2 separate regions of the Homo sapiens genome follow, and region 1 is linked to region 2. Evidence: read pairs that join two places in POLR2A ChIA-PET (ENCODE). Cell type or tissue: GM12878. All regions are shown on one strand. Each heading gives the region's core, and the rest is flanking DNA. Links, peaks and the distances in the headings are about the cores only. Region 1 overlaps UST (uronyl 2-sulfotransferase). Region 2 has its middle 9.8 kb from the start of ZC3H12D.

Region 1 (7,056 bases), core at 1,214-5,213, 520 kb after region 2:
ACACTTACTTTTCCTGTCTTCAGACTTTGCAAAATATTTTGAAGAACACGTTTGGAGATCATTCAGCCTTTGGGGAATTTATACTGTGTATGTAAAACAGCTGGGTAGGGAAAAAAATATTACAAATGGCAAAGCAATTGAGGACAACTATAGAGGCATGCCAACTTCTGCAAAAATAAGTGTGGGGTATAAAATTCAAAATGTTAACAAAGTTAAATGGAGCCATTAGTTTTTTACTTTATATAAAACTTCATCCCATCGCTTCTTTCAATAGCAAGACCTCTGACTGCATTCAGAGAACATTTCCTGACTGCATTTAAAATGTAGTTCTACTCACCCACATCTTTTAATTTAGCATTTACATGTCTTTGTATGAATTGGCCTGCATTTAAAGAATGTCACATGTCTCTTTGAAGAGATGGCAATGGACTCCAAGTGCCTCGTCAACCTAAATAAAAAGATGTCCAGATGCTAAAATATTTTATTCATCAAAGTGCTCATTCTGTTTTACTGTTTAAAGCATGGCTTCCTAAAGTGAGATCTGAAATGTATACTATAATGCACACCTTGGTTTCTGGATAAGAAATATTATTTACTTCAACTTTAGAAGAAAGTCTGACTTAAGACATTTATAGAATATTCATAAATACAACACATAATATTGCACTATATCATCAAACCTCTTTAATGACATTTATTTGCATATGCCAATGAAAAGCCTAACAAATAAAAATGTCTAAGGGGAAGAAGGCAAATGCAGGTTTTTCCAAATGGGCAGAGGATAAGAAGGTAAGCTTCCATAAGGCATTCAGGGGGTGCTTCTCTCAGTGAAAACAGCTCCTGCTAATACAGTCAGGAACGGATACGTTGTTAATTCCTCAGTAGTTCTCAACCTCAGCTACACATTGGCCTCACTTCTGAAGCTTAAAAAAAAAAAAAATCCCAAAGCCCAGGCTGCACCCTAGACCTATTAAACCAGAACTTTCGGGTGTGGGACCCAGGAATCAGTAGTTTTTAAAGCCTCCACAAGTGGCCAAGGCTGAGAACCACCGCCTTAATAAATGTTAGCCACCTGCCCCAGTAGGGGTGCAGCGCTGAGCGCCAGCGGCGGGACACAGCTGCAGCAGCTCCGCTGACTCACAGCGAGGGGCGGGGCTCACAGCAGATGAGCTCAGCTGACAGGTGGCCGGCGGATGCACCTGGCTGTGCTCTGGCGGCCCTTGCGGTGCGTGCTCCTGATGGGACCTTGCATGGAGACAGCAGGTCAGGCAAACCTGCCTTGGCAGCCATCAGAGCAGCGTTGCTTCCCCCACAACTGGGACATCTGGAGAAACACTTTACTGTACCCAAGCTCCTCACCTCCCTAAGCCCTCCGCTCCTGCCAAATAGGCGGTTCACCAGAGTGAGCCTCTTGCTCTCAGGCTTTTACACACTTTCTAAAGTGTCACTTCACTTGGAACAGTCCCCTCCTGCTGTCCCCAGAGCCTTACTTCTGCTGCATCTTCTTCTACCCCTAAAGACAGCACCCACCTCTCCTCTGTCCGCCTCTCCTTTTCTGGGAAGCCGCTCCCAACAACCCCAACTCTTGCTGATTTCGTTCCTCCCCGCAATTTTCAGATTGCTAATTTAACACATCCCAGCCAATGACAAGTCCTATATGGCTGCACTGAGCTATTATTAATATCTCCTTCTTGGTATTAAGCTTTTCAAGTTTGGGTCTTCTGTTGCTAACTAGGCGGCAAGCAACTGGAAGCACAGCAATGAGTCTTCAATGTCTTTGTAATTGCTCCCTCATTGCTGCCCCTGACCCCACCTGGAGCTGCTCTTTGCACATGGTTGATGTCCCATAAAAACTTCCTCCTTGGTTTATCTTGCACTTGGATCACTGCAGTAGCCTCTGATCTATCTAGCTGGTCTATCCACATCGACTTGAAGCCCTTCTGTACTCTGTATGTTGTAGCCAAAGTGATTCCTCCCACAAAATGTAAAAGATTCAGGATGTCCTGTAAACATGCCTCTTTTGCTTTAAGTCCTTTAGTGCCTCCCCAGGGATCTTTAAGATGGTCTGGGAGGCTCTGTGGGGCCCACCACCTGCCTGCCCACATCACTGCACCCAGCTCTTTCCTTTCTTCCTCAGCTCGCCCTGCTGCAGCTTCCCTGGTTCTTCCTCCGTGCTGTGTTCCCTTCTGCCACAGGGCTTTGTATGTGCCCTATGCCTGGGTGTTCTTCCTTCTCCTCTTTCCCTTCAGATATAGCTCAACCAACACTTCTCTGACTTCCAGACTTGCCAACTGCCCCATTCAATGCCTGGACAGCGCCATGTCTCTGCATTGTAGGATGCAGCCTACATCCTACATGTAGGATGTGATGCAGCCACTATTTCACATACATCTGTATGGTTTTGGGATGAATGCCTGTCTCCCTGGCAGTCTGTGAGCTCCATGAGGACTGACAGTGTCCATTTTAGCTCAACATTTTATTTCCAGTTCCTACAATAGCTCCTACTACACAGAAAGTACTAAATCAATGTTTATTGAGTGAATGAACGAATGACGGATGGATTGGTGGATGAGTCACTAGTAGAAGAAAAAAAAAAATGTATGACTGGCCACTTAGTTTTGCAGACTAGGGCCAGGAAAGCCATGGTTTGGTGCCACTGCATAGTAGAATGCACAGTGGTGAGCACTTATAAGTGGCATAGCCAAGTGTCAGAATGCCTGTCACACCCATGTCCCCTCCACAGTCCCCTCTCCCCCCTGCTAAGTTATCCTTGATGACACTGTGGTAGGCAAAATAATGGACGTCGAAGGTGTCCCTATCCTAATCCCTGGGACCTGTGAATATGTTACCTTGTATGGCAAAAAGGACTCTGCAAATGTGAGTACGGTTACAGACCTTGAGAGGGGACACTATGCCGGATTATCGGGGTGAGCCCAATCTAATGACATAAGTCCTTAAAAGTGGAGAGCCCTTTCCAGCTGGGCTAGAGAAATGAGATGGTAGAAGGAGAGGTGTGAAGCATAAGAGGGGCTCAACCCACCGTTGGTGTCTTTGAAGATGGCTGAAGAGAACTGAGAACCCCTGGGCAGCCTGGGCACTGACACTTGGGTGCTGGAAGTGGCTCTAGGTCTCAACAACTTCTGGTTTCCGTGTGGCTTAGCTGTGCTGTGGTTCATGTGCTTCCCATGGGGCCTGGCTCTGCCTGGCATTCGTTTCCTAGCCTTCACTGGCCTGCAATCCTTTTGTCTTCATTCCCACAGTTCTCCTGCCCCGTGGCTCCTGATACAGAGGTAACCTGGGTGACTCGTAAGCCCCTTGTAACTAAGGTAGCCTCATGCAAGTTCCCCTTATTTGTGGTTTGATCTTCACCACCACTCAGCCTCTCTGGGATCGCCATCCTGGTTCATAAGAGGGGAATGAGGAGTGCTCATACCTACGCCAGGAGAGGCTGTGAGGGCGGACACCCTAACATGAGGCAAAGCATGCTAACCTGCTACACACTACACACATGGCTGCCGTTTGGTGGTAGCACAGGTGGCAGGGGGTAGCATTCTATTCTAGCTCCAAAATCCCTTTGTTGGTCCCTCCTCTCCTCCCTTGCCCCCTCCTTCACCCATCTTGTTTTCTGTTTGCCTGAAACTCCCAGGGATACCCTCAGGTCTTGCTAACCCCCAGAAGTGGCCTTTGGTCCTAAAATCACCTGTGACTCCTGCTTTAGATACACCCAGGACAAATGTATTTCGCAGCGTATCTCTGAAGCTGGGGCTTCCTGGTCCTCCATGCTCCTGGATGGCTTGCATCAGCCTGGCGGAGCATTCGGCTCTGGCGTGCCTTTCTCGTTACTCCTCGGAGAGGGAGAGTGCGCGTGTATATGACTTTCCAACCCAGGGCCTACAGGAGCTTAGGTTTCCAAGTAAATAAACACAAGACAAATGTATGCCAGCGGGCTGGGATCAAAACACATCTCCAGCTGTTGGGAACACAAAGAGAAGTAGTTTCCTTAGAAACAGGTTCCCGGGGGAAGGAATCTAGTGAGGCAATTTGAGACCACAGCAGAAGCAGACCTGAGGGTTCAGGACCCAGTATGTCCTGAGCCCCAGGAAAACAGCAGCCTCTATGGACTCCCTGAGCAGAGGAGCTCCAGGTCTGGAGGAAAAATGGCCCCTTTAGGTCATGTGGAGCCAGTAACGGAGCCAAGGGGGTGGGAGCATCAATACTGAAATGTGTTTTGGAGAGTTTTAGCTTCCAAAGCACTTCTGTGTAGAATGCTCAATAGACTCTCCCAACAACCCTGTAATGCAGGCAAAGTAGGTAATATGGTCCCATTGTACAGATGAGACAAGCAAGGTTCACAGAGGCTAAATCCAAGTCACCCAGCTAAGGCAGCTGAGAAGGGAATATAAATACACCTTATCTTGGGCCCCTGGCTCAGCCTACAATTGGAAGCTAAATTTGAACTAGTTGAAGACCAAGAGCGTAACTTTCTTACCGTCACGTATTTGGAAAACATAGATATTTACTGAAACACTTAAAAAGCAGACAATCCAAAGCCCTTCTTCATTTTATTTATTTAAGAAAAACAATGCCTTAGAAATAGAGGCAATGCCTGAGGTTTCTTTTGCTCAAAGGACAGTCTCAGCTGGTTGGGACAGAGTGGAAATTTCCACATGCTGGTATTTCATATGTATACTTTCAAAGTTAAAGGACATTCAGAGTCCAAAACTTTCAAGTAGATTAAAATGCATAGCTTTCTAAAAACCTTTGCTGACTCTGGCCAATTTTCAGACTTCTCCAGAATCCAACAGGGCCAACATGATTCACTGAATTCTTTATGAATTAAGAAGCTGTAAATTACACATCTTTTCTTTTAAACATGCATTACTTTCCACATTTTACAGCCAAGCCGAATAAACAGTGTCACAGAGGCAGTGTTCTCTCTGGGAAGATTTTCTCCCTTTTCTTCCTATTCTTCAAATGGAGGATGGCCTAGTGAAGTGGCAATAATGGTTAGGGCAGCAGCCCAATTTGACATTTTTGAGAACTTGATGTGTAACCAGCAGGGTGAAAATGACAGCATAAGAAATCCACTTTCATGGAAGCTCCAAGACTGGAAAAGGGAGTGGCTTCAGCAGGAATAAGATGCTCTCCCTCATCTGGAGATGACAACAGTTGCTCTTCATTAGAAAAAGCTTTCCACCATTCATTAAATATGGTCTGTGTGCCAGGTATTTCCCTACCCTGGAAATAAAGGAGGCTGGACATGAGCTGGATTAGAGTCTCAGGTGCTGGGATGTGTCCAAGTGTGCCTGGGTTCAGAGGACTCCCACCCCCAAAAAGGAGGCAGCCACCTCCACACTGGGGAGCTTCCAGCTCTGGACAAAAAGAAATGAGCCTAAGACAACTGCCTTTTCACAGTATGGCTGCTAGAAGTTGAACTTGCATCTATGCGAGCACTAATTTATTTAAAAATGATTTTCCAGGAAATGCAAAGGAAGAAGAGTTTGGAAAGAAATAGAAAGTTTGAGAAAAGCTAGTTGTTCCCAGAAAATAAGGTATAGCTATAAGATGCTTGAATATTTGAAAACAAATTGCTGTAACAGCGATGTCTTTGTAAAGATGGAGAGACGATGTTACATCAAATGATTCTGCTTCAAAAGCGTGGGACTCGGCCCAGTCCTCTTCTCCCTTTACCCTTCAGGAACATAAGGTCTGAGTGGGCAAACAGCACCGAAGTGGAATCAGGAGGTCTGGATTCTCCTCCTGGCAGGGACTTTACCCCACCCCGAATCCCAGGCCCGTTCCCACACCTGTAAAATGAGAGAGTCCTCATCCTCTTTGGGGTTCCTGCAAATCCTAGGATTCCTTTACCCTTTCCATTTTCTTCCAAACCACCCTGCCTCACAAGATGATATTATTTCATCCTCAGAGCAGGCTTGGAGGCAGGCACTGGCCACTCCCAGCTGTATGCTAAGCAGCTCTGTGAGGCTCAGGGCCAGGGGCAGAACTGCCCGAATTTTGGCAATGGGATAAAGCAAGGGGCTTTAGAGCACTGAGATCTGGAATGACGTGGTAAATCAGCAGACTCATTTCAGGCCAGCAACCAAGACCCTGTGGGCATGCGGTGTGCAGGGAAGGGCCTCCGAGGGGAGGGGTGGCCGGCAAGGAGGGGACAGTGGGCTCCTCACAGCTGCCTGCGCCCCGCTGAGACACAAACAACACCCTCTTTTGAGTCAAACAACTGACTACCCAGCCTTTGCCAAAATGAGGACAGACTCTTCTGAAAGGGGGCAATTTTATTTCAAGGGTCTAATGGGACCAAGGAGATGGAATTAAAAGTTTCAGCTATTAAAAAAAGGCAATAGACCATCTTCTTCCAAATAAACAAACTATCCTTTGAACAAGAAGACAGCCTTCTAACCAGGTCAGGCTGGAACCAGATCATGAAGGGGACACCCCTCCCCCCCACCACCAGGCTCTCCTCTCTTGAATCTGAGCCCCCCCGAGTTTCTGCTGTGCTGCTTTGGGGAGCCCAGTGCTTTCCTGCTGGGGCCTTGCCAAGGATCGATCTGATGACCTCATCTGACATAGACCCTTCCCGAACACAGTGCTTACATTTGGAAAGGAGCCCCTACAAATTTCTAAGGGCAGAATTCCAGGCAGGGAAATCTCTCTACAATCTCTCAAGTCACATAACAAAGGCAGTTACCAGCTCTTCAAAAATATAACACTTGCCCCAACTACCAACTTTCAATATTTTATGACCTTTTTAAAAAAACTCCAAACCAGGCTGGGCACGGTGGCTCACACCTGTAATCTCAGCACTTTGGGAGGCTGAGGTGGGTGGATCATTTTAGGTCAGGAGTTCGAGACCAGCCTGGCCAACATGGTGAAACCCCCGCCTCTACTAAAAATACAAAAATTAACCAGGCGTGGTGGGAAGCACCTGTAGTCCTAGCTGCTGGGGAGGCTGAAGCAGGAGAATCGCTTGAACCCCGGAGGTGGAGGTTGCAGTGAGCAGAGATCTTGCCACTGCGCTCCAGCCTGGGCAACAGAGCA
Region 2 (7,056 bases), core at 1,060-5,059:
TTTTTTTTTTTTTGACTTATGAACATCCACTTGTACTGGGACTATTTGTTGAAAAAGGTCTCTGGCTGCTTTTAAGGTTTACCTTTGTCTTCGGTATTCTAGAATATTCCACTATAATGTGTCTAGATAGGGATTTCCTTTATCTTTCTTGTTATATCCTGTGTCTGATGGCTTAATGTTTTTTATTATTCTGGAAACTTCTCTGCCATTTTTTCTTCAAATAGTCTCTCTCCACATTCTATCTATTATTTCCTTTTGTAATCTTAGTCAGTTTTATGTAAGGCTTTCTCCTCTTGTTCTTTGTATCTTAACTCATATTATCCAGATAGTTTATTCTGAATAATTGTTTCAGGTCTATATTCCAGGTCACCCACTCTTTTTCACATAAGCCCAGTCTCTTATTTAACCCATCCACTGAATTTTTAATTTCAGTAATTTTTTGTTTTTGGAGTTCTGTTTGATTCTTTCTTGAATTTTCCTGGTTATTTTTGATTTTCTGTTGTTCTTTGCTCATTTATTTCCACTCTGTTTTATTTACATAATTATATTGTTTCTGATAATTCCAGTATCTTAATTTCTTAAGAATTAAAAAAGTTTTCCTGCTGACCCTTGTGCGTACTGGCTTATTTCCTTGTGTGTTTCAGATTTTTTTCCCCTTAAATTGGGAGGACATACTTTGGGACTCCTAAGGTACCTAAAATGAAGATGCTTTTCTCCAGAGAGGATGCATATTTACCTTTCAGACTCCAGGTGATGCAATCACTTGGGGCCACTTTCATTTGTGGCTTGGAATTTCCATGTGCAAGCATAATGTATTTTTGAACCCTAGACCTTGATGAAAGTTGACAAAGTATCAGGGAAAACATATCTAGCATTAAGATCTCCCATCTATACCCCCATCATTGCAGAACTGGGTAAAACGCAGGTGTTGTTTTTTTGTTTTTTGTTTTTTTGAGATGGAGTCTTGCTCTGTCACCCAGGCTGGAGTGCAGTGGTGCGATCTCAGCTCATTGCAACCTCCGCCTCCACCTCCCGGGTTCAAGCGATTCTCCTGCCTCAGCCTCCTGAGTAGCTGGGACTACAGGTGCCTGCCACCACGCCTGGCTAATTTTTGTGTTTTTAGTAGAGATGGGGTTTCACCATATTGGCCAGGCTGGTCTCGAACTCCTGACCTTGTGATCCGCCCGCCTCGGCCTCCCACAGTGCTGGAATTACAGCCGTGAGCCACCGTGCCCAGCCTTAGTGGTTTTTTTCCTAGCCCAGTCTTTCTCTGACGAACTTGTTTTAGGTGAGCTCTTCTATTATAGTCTCCTGGCTTCATGTGAAGATCTTAGGCTCAGCTTCCCAGTTCTCTTTTAGGTCCAAAGCCTTGTCTTTATAAATATCCCTCATCACTGTGACCTGAAGTCCTTAGTCCCCAGCTGTGCAGGCAAGGGCATCCTGGCTAGTGGCCTGTTTACCATTTTGTTAATATATTTGTGAGTCATGAGGAATTTCCCTGTCTTGCAGTCTCATCAGTGCATGTAAAAGTATGATTGCTGGCTGAGTGCAGTGGCTCACGCCTGTAATCCCAGCACTCTGGGAGGCCGAGATGGGCGGGTCACCTGAGATCAGGAGTTCAAGACCAGTCTGGCCAATATGGTGAAACCCTGTCTCTACTAAAAATACAAAAAATTAGCTGGGCGTGGTGGTGCATGCCTGCAATCTCAGCTACTCGGGACGCTGAGGCAGAAGAATTCCTTGAACCCGGGAGGCGGAGGTTGCAGTGAGCTGAGATCACACCATTGCACTTCAGCCTGGGCAACAAGAGTGAAACGCCATCTCTAAATAAATAAAGTATGATTGCTGTAATTTATCCAGCATGTGGATGTTGTATGGAGGAGGTGGGAGGGGGCGGTTACAATTCAGAATATCTAGTTCACCATACAGCTAAGAGCAGTTGTCTCCCTGCTATTGTACATAATTCTTAGCCATGAATAGAAAACATTTTAAATACATAAGAAACTATCACTCTGAATATAGAAAAATACATACTGTTCATACAGAAGATTCTAAAATGTAGTCTGAAAGAATGAATGCACAAGGGAGAAATGTTGGTTGCAGGTGATGGAGCAGTGAGAGGAAATAACCTCCTCACTCCCGAAGCTTGATTCAGTAGATCCAGTGGGAAAAACCAAAGTAGTAAAAATGTTTGAACCTATCATTGCAAGGCAAAACTCTCCTTAATTGCAAATGCTGCAATTAGGTATGAGAAACTGGTTTTAACAAAGATGTGTGTACAGAAACGTAGTGTTCATCACGTATCCTTGATTAGATGCAGCGCAGTCTTGGCTTCATGATACTACTACTAATCTACGGTAAAGTGGCCATGTTTCCTATTTCTTCTCTTTTGCTTCTCTAGGTTTTAGGTGAACTCTTAAAACCAGTCTCCATTTATATATTCTACTGGCTTTTGCTAACCTGTCCCCGCAACCCCTCCCCCGGAAAAAAGATTGAGTGAGCTGTTGGTAGTCAGATATTTTTTAAGTTAAAAAGCTGTTTGGGGCTGGGTGTGGTGGCTCACCTGTGATCCCAGCACTTTGGGAGGCTGAGGCAGGCGGATCACCTGAGGTCAGGAATTCGAAACCAACCTGGCCAACATCGTGAACCCCTGTCCCTACTAAAAACACAAAAATTAGCTGGGTGTGGTGGCAGGTGCCTGTAATCCCAGCTACTCAGGTGGCTGAGGCAGGAGAATTGCTTGAACCTGGGAGGCGGAGGTTGCAGTGAGCCGAGATCGTGCCATTGCACTCCAGCCTGGGTGACGAGTGGAACTGCATCTCAAAAACAAAAAATGAAACAAAACAAAACAAAACACCAAAACTATTTGGAGCCTAACATTTCTCAGTTATTATAACTTCACTGTAAGGTTTCAGCTTAATCTTTCTTACCAGTTGAATTTTCAAAGATTTTGATCAGAACTATTAAAGGCTAAATAAAAGAAACTTTAAATACACTCAGCAATCATACTTTTACAAGTGTCTTTTAATAAATTAGTTGCTTTTTAGTTACTGAAAAACATATTTCATCTTGGTTTTCTACTCATCATAAAAACATTTAATCTTAAGTTTGACATTTCTTACCCCATCTAGACTGAGTCACAAAGAATGCATAATAGCTAGTAAAATCGAAATCACAGGAACCTTACCTTTCAGTGGCTGTTGCTATGAAACCATGTTTTGATGGGAAATTTGAGAGAACCCTGGGCTTCCTGTTATTAAATGACAGATTGTGGAGATCCCCTTGATTTTCAAAACTCTTTTTTTTTTTTTTTCAAGACGGGGTCTTGCTCTTGTCACCCAGGCTGGAGTGCAATGGTACGATCTTGGCTTACCACAACCTCCGCCTCCCAGGTTCAAGTGATTCTCCTGCCTCAGCCTCCCAAGTAGCTTGAATTACAGGCACCTGCCATCATGCCCTGCTAATTTTTGTTATTTTTAGTAGAGACAGGGTTTCACCATGTTAGCCAGGCTGGTCTTGAACACCTGACCTCAAGTGATCTAAGAGCCTCAGCCTCCCAAAGTGCTGGGATTATAGGCATGAGCCACCACACCCAGCCCAGAACTCTTTTTAAAGCAAGTCATTTTAATTACTCTTCTGCTAATGGGAAAATCTATATTCTTACCTTATTTTACCCACATTCGACTACTAGTTAGGCTTAATTTTGCTAGGGGCACTGTCAAGAGTTAACAATTTTATGTTTTCGCCTCCTCTGCTATTCTTTGTTCATTGAATGGGCAGATGAGCAGGGTTTTTGAGTGATGTTTTTATGGGCAATTAAAAAGTTGTATTGGCTGGGCACGGTGGCTCATGCTTGTAATCTCAGCACTCTGGGAGGCTGAGGCACTGATCCACCTCAAGTGGATCACTTGAGGTCAGAGGTTTGAGATGAGCCTGGCCAACATGGTGAAACCCTGTCTCTACTACAAAAATTAGCCAGGTGTGGTGATGCACACCTGCAATCCCAGCTGTTTGGGAGGCTGAGGCAGGAGAATCACTTGAACCCAGGAGGCGGAGGCTGCAGGGAGCTGAGATCACGTCATTGCACTCCAGCCTGGGCAACAGAGCGAGACTCAGTCTCAAAAAAAAAAAAAAGTTGTATTGCTGTTATTTACTTAAATGAGTAGAGTACTAGGAAGCTGGACACACATAAAGGTTGCAAATACAGTATCATTCTAGCAAGAGAGTTTGTGTAGAAAGAGAAGTTAGGTAATGCTTCTTTGTTGCTATGAATCTACAACAAGACCAGTGACCTCTGGCTCCTGAAAAAGAGAAAAGTTTTGTTTGCTTGGTTTGGTGGAGAGAGCTGGGGAAACCTGAGTCAGGAACAAAGGCATATGAAGGTGGTAACGAGCCAGGTGCAGAGGGAGAGCAGGGCGGTGTCTGACTACTGCCGAGGCTGGGAAGGCAATGAGTGTCAGGAGGGAAGAGGAAATTGGGAAAGGGAGAGTCCCAAATGCAAAACTGAGAAGCTTGGATTTGCTTCGCCAGGCCCCAGAAAATAAGGAAGAAAGTGGCACTGGGATAGCTGAGAAAAGTTACTCTGGGCGTTGCATGTAGGACCTTTACCATGGGTTGGCACCACAGTCCTCACATGGCATTGAACACGATTTCATTCAATATCGATTCCACACATCACCCCAAATGCAGACGTATATCAAGCAGGCTTCCCAGAGGAGATGATGCAGACGCTGAGGACTTTGATATCTCTTCTGCATTTGATATCCAAGTTGGTGCAGTGCTAGAACGTAGAACAGGCACAACGACAACAACGTTAAAGTCATACAGTCTTTGTTACATAATCACTCATTTGTTATCACAGAAATAATACCAGTATCTTCAGCATGACCAGGGATGGATGTGGTTTTAGTAAACCTGATAGGGTGTAAGCAGGATCAGAATGGAGCCCACATGGTCGACCGTGGCCTGTGCTGCGTTCATGGGATGTGTAGCTGAGGGCTGACCTGGAAGCATCTTGGGCACAGGCTCTTTGTTGGATTCATGGCACAGGAGAGAGTGCCTCACATAGAGCAAGAAAGTAGCCTCGAAAGCACTGCAATCTCAGCAGGTGGCAGTGCACACTTTTAACTTCATGATAAGTGATGTTTCATTGTTGTATTGATCATTTTCTACTACTCACTTTCTAAGAACGCACAAAAAACACACACTCATGGTCTTTTCCCCTGGCATATGTTTACAGGAAATAACACGACAGGCATGACCATGATACATGCTTAATTTTTAGGTCTGTCCTAGATGTCCTTCTCACTGCACAACCCCAGCACAGGCAGGCACAGGCAACACTGCATCACATGCAGACAGCTGCCCCATGGCCTGCCAACCCATCCTCCAGGCTCAAGGCTTCACTCCATAGCTCTTTCACAGTCTTCTCATTAGACAGCGAGAATGTGCTTAGCTGTGAGTAAATGGTTATCACAACTAAGAGCTCTGAGGGAAAGTGTTTGTGGGCTTGAAGGGTGTATTAGTTTCCTAGGACCGTCACAACAAACTACCATAAGCAGGGTGACTTAAAACAAGGTTGGACATCGTGGCTTACACCTATAATCCCAGCACTTTGGGAGACCAAGGTGGGAGGATTGCTTGAGGCCAGGCCTTCGAGACCAGCCTGAGTAACATAAGAAAACCCCATGTCGGCCGGGCGCGGTGGCTCACGCTTGTAGTCCCAGCACTTTGGGAGGCCGAGGCGGGCTGATCACGAGGTCAGGAGATCGAGACCATCCTGGCTAACACGGTGAAACCCCGCCTCTACTAAAAATACAAAAACTTAGCCGGGCGTGGTGGCGGGCGCCTGTAGTCCCAGCTACTCGGGAGGCTGAGGCAGGAGAATGGCGTGAACCCGGGAGGCGGAGCTTGCAGTGAGCCGAGATCGTGCCACTGCACTCCAGCCTGGGCGACAGCGAGACTCCGTCTCAAAAAAAAAAAAAAAAAAGAAAAGAAAACCCCATGTCGATGACGCAGTTAGTTGGCTGCAATGGTGCCGGTGAGGCGGGCGGCGAAGTGGCGGCCTGGTGGTTTTGAGGTGCGTGGTGAAGGGGTTTCCACGTTCGGGTACAGGAATAAGAATGTGAAACAGAAGACATGGCGGCCTAACCACCCGCAAGCCTTCGTGGGGAGCGTTCGCAAGGGACAAGGCTTTGCTTTTCGAAGAAAACTGAGAATACAGCAAAGTTAAAAGAAATTGCTACGGAAGGAAAAGAAGGCCCAAACGTCACTGGAATCTCAATTCACAGATCGATACCCAGATAATCTGAAACATCTCTATTTTCAGATAGAGGAAAGACTTAGGAAGCAACCAAAAAAAGTTGACCATCCTTTGTCAGAACAAGTTCACCAGCCTTTGCTTGAAGAACAGTGTAGCATTGACCAGGCTTTATTTGAAGATCAGTGTAGCTTTGACCAGCCTCAGCCAGAAGAACAATGTAGTAAAACAGTAAACTCCTTTACAATTCCAAAGAAAAATAAAAAGAAAACATCAAATCAAAAAGCACAAGAAGAATATGAACAGGTACAAGCTAAACGTGCTGCTAAGAAACAAGAATTCGAGAGGAGAAAACAGGAGAGAGAAGCCCAAAGGCACTACAAAAAGAAGAAAATGGAAGTGTTTAAAATATTGAACCAAGAGACTAAAAAGGGCCAACCAAACTTGAATGTACAAATAGAGTACCTTCTTCAAAAAATACAAGAAAAAAGTTAAACATTTTGTTCCTACAGGTTAAAACACCTGCTGCCTATTAGGTTCTTCTGTGACAAGTGCCTTCCAGCAGTGAACTAAATTTATTAACATAAACTGAATTGCTAAACTATGCTAAATATAAGATGTTCACATTTTTCATTATAGTAAAAAATTTTCTAAATATGTTCTACATATGTTTCTTATTTATTTGCCTCTGAAGGAAGGTTGGCCTGAAGAACTGAAAGAACCTCCTATGTGCAAGACAGGCCCAAGCATGTAATACTTTTGTACCATATGAGATTTATATGAAATAAAATTTTTTA

Evidence for each region. Peaks named below come from ENCODE experiments on the same cell type or tissue, not always from the same donor. Only the 100,000 strongest peaks of a DNase experiment are listed, where the experiment ranks them.
Region 1: POLR2A ChIA-PET joins it to region 2 with 7 read pairs; 3 of 35 experiments call an interaction of 5 or more read pairs at or near these places.

What each region holds. Positions count from the first base shown.
Region 1 is chr6:148,966,767-148,973,822 of GRCh38, reverse strand. All of the region lies in intron 5 of UST (uronyl 2-sulfotransferase), which reads right to left. Among named protein-coding and RNA genes, the nearest start is that of UST-AS1, 5.6 kb to the right of the region's middle. RefSeq lists enhancers at 653-1,651, 3,042-3,632, 3,633-4,223. In GM12878, for the core only: no CTCF peak of the experiment used is centred there; no DNase peak of the experiment used is centred there.
Region 2 is chr6:149,491,265-149,498,320 of GRCh38, reverse strand. It overlaps the pseudogene LOC729496. Among named protein-coding and RNA genes, the nearest start is that of ZC3H12D, 9.8 kb to the right of the region's middle. RefSeq lists enhancers at 1,333-1,552, 1,121-1,621. In GM12878, for the core only: no CTCF peak of the experiment used is centred there; a DNase peak (open chromatin) is centred at 3,208; H3K27ac peaks cover 2,607 bases.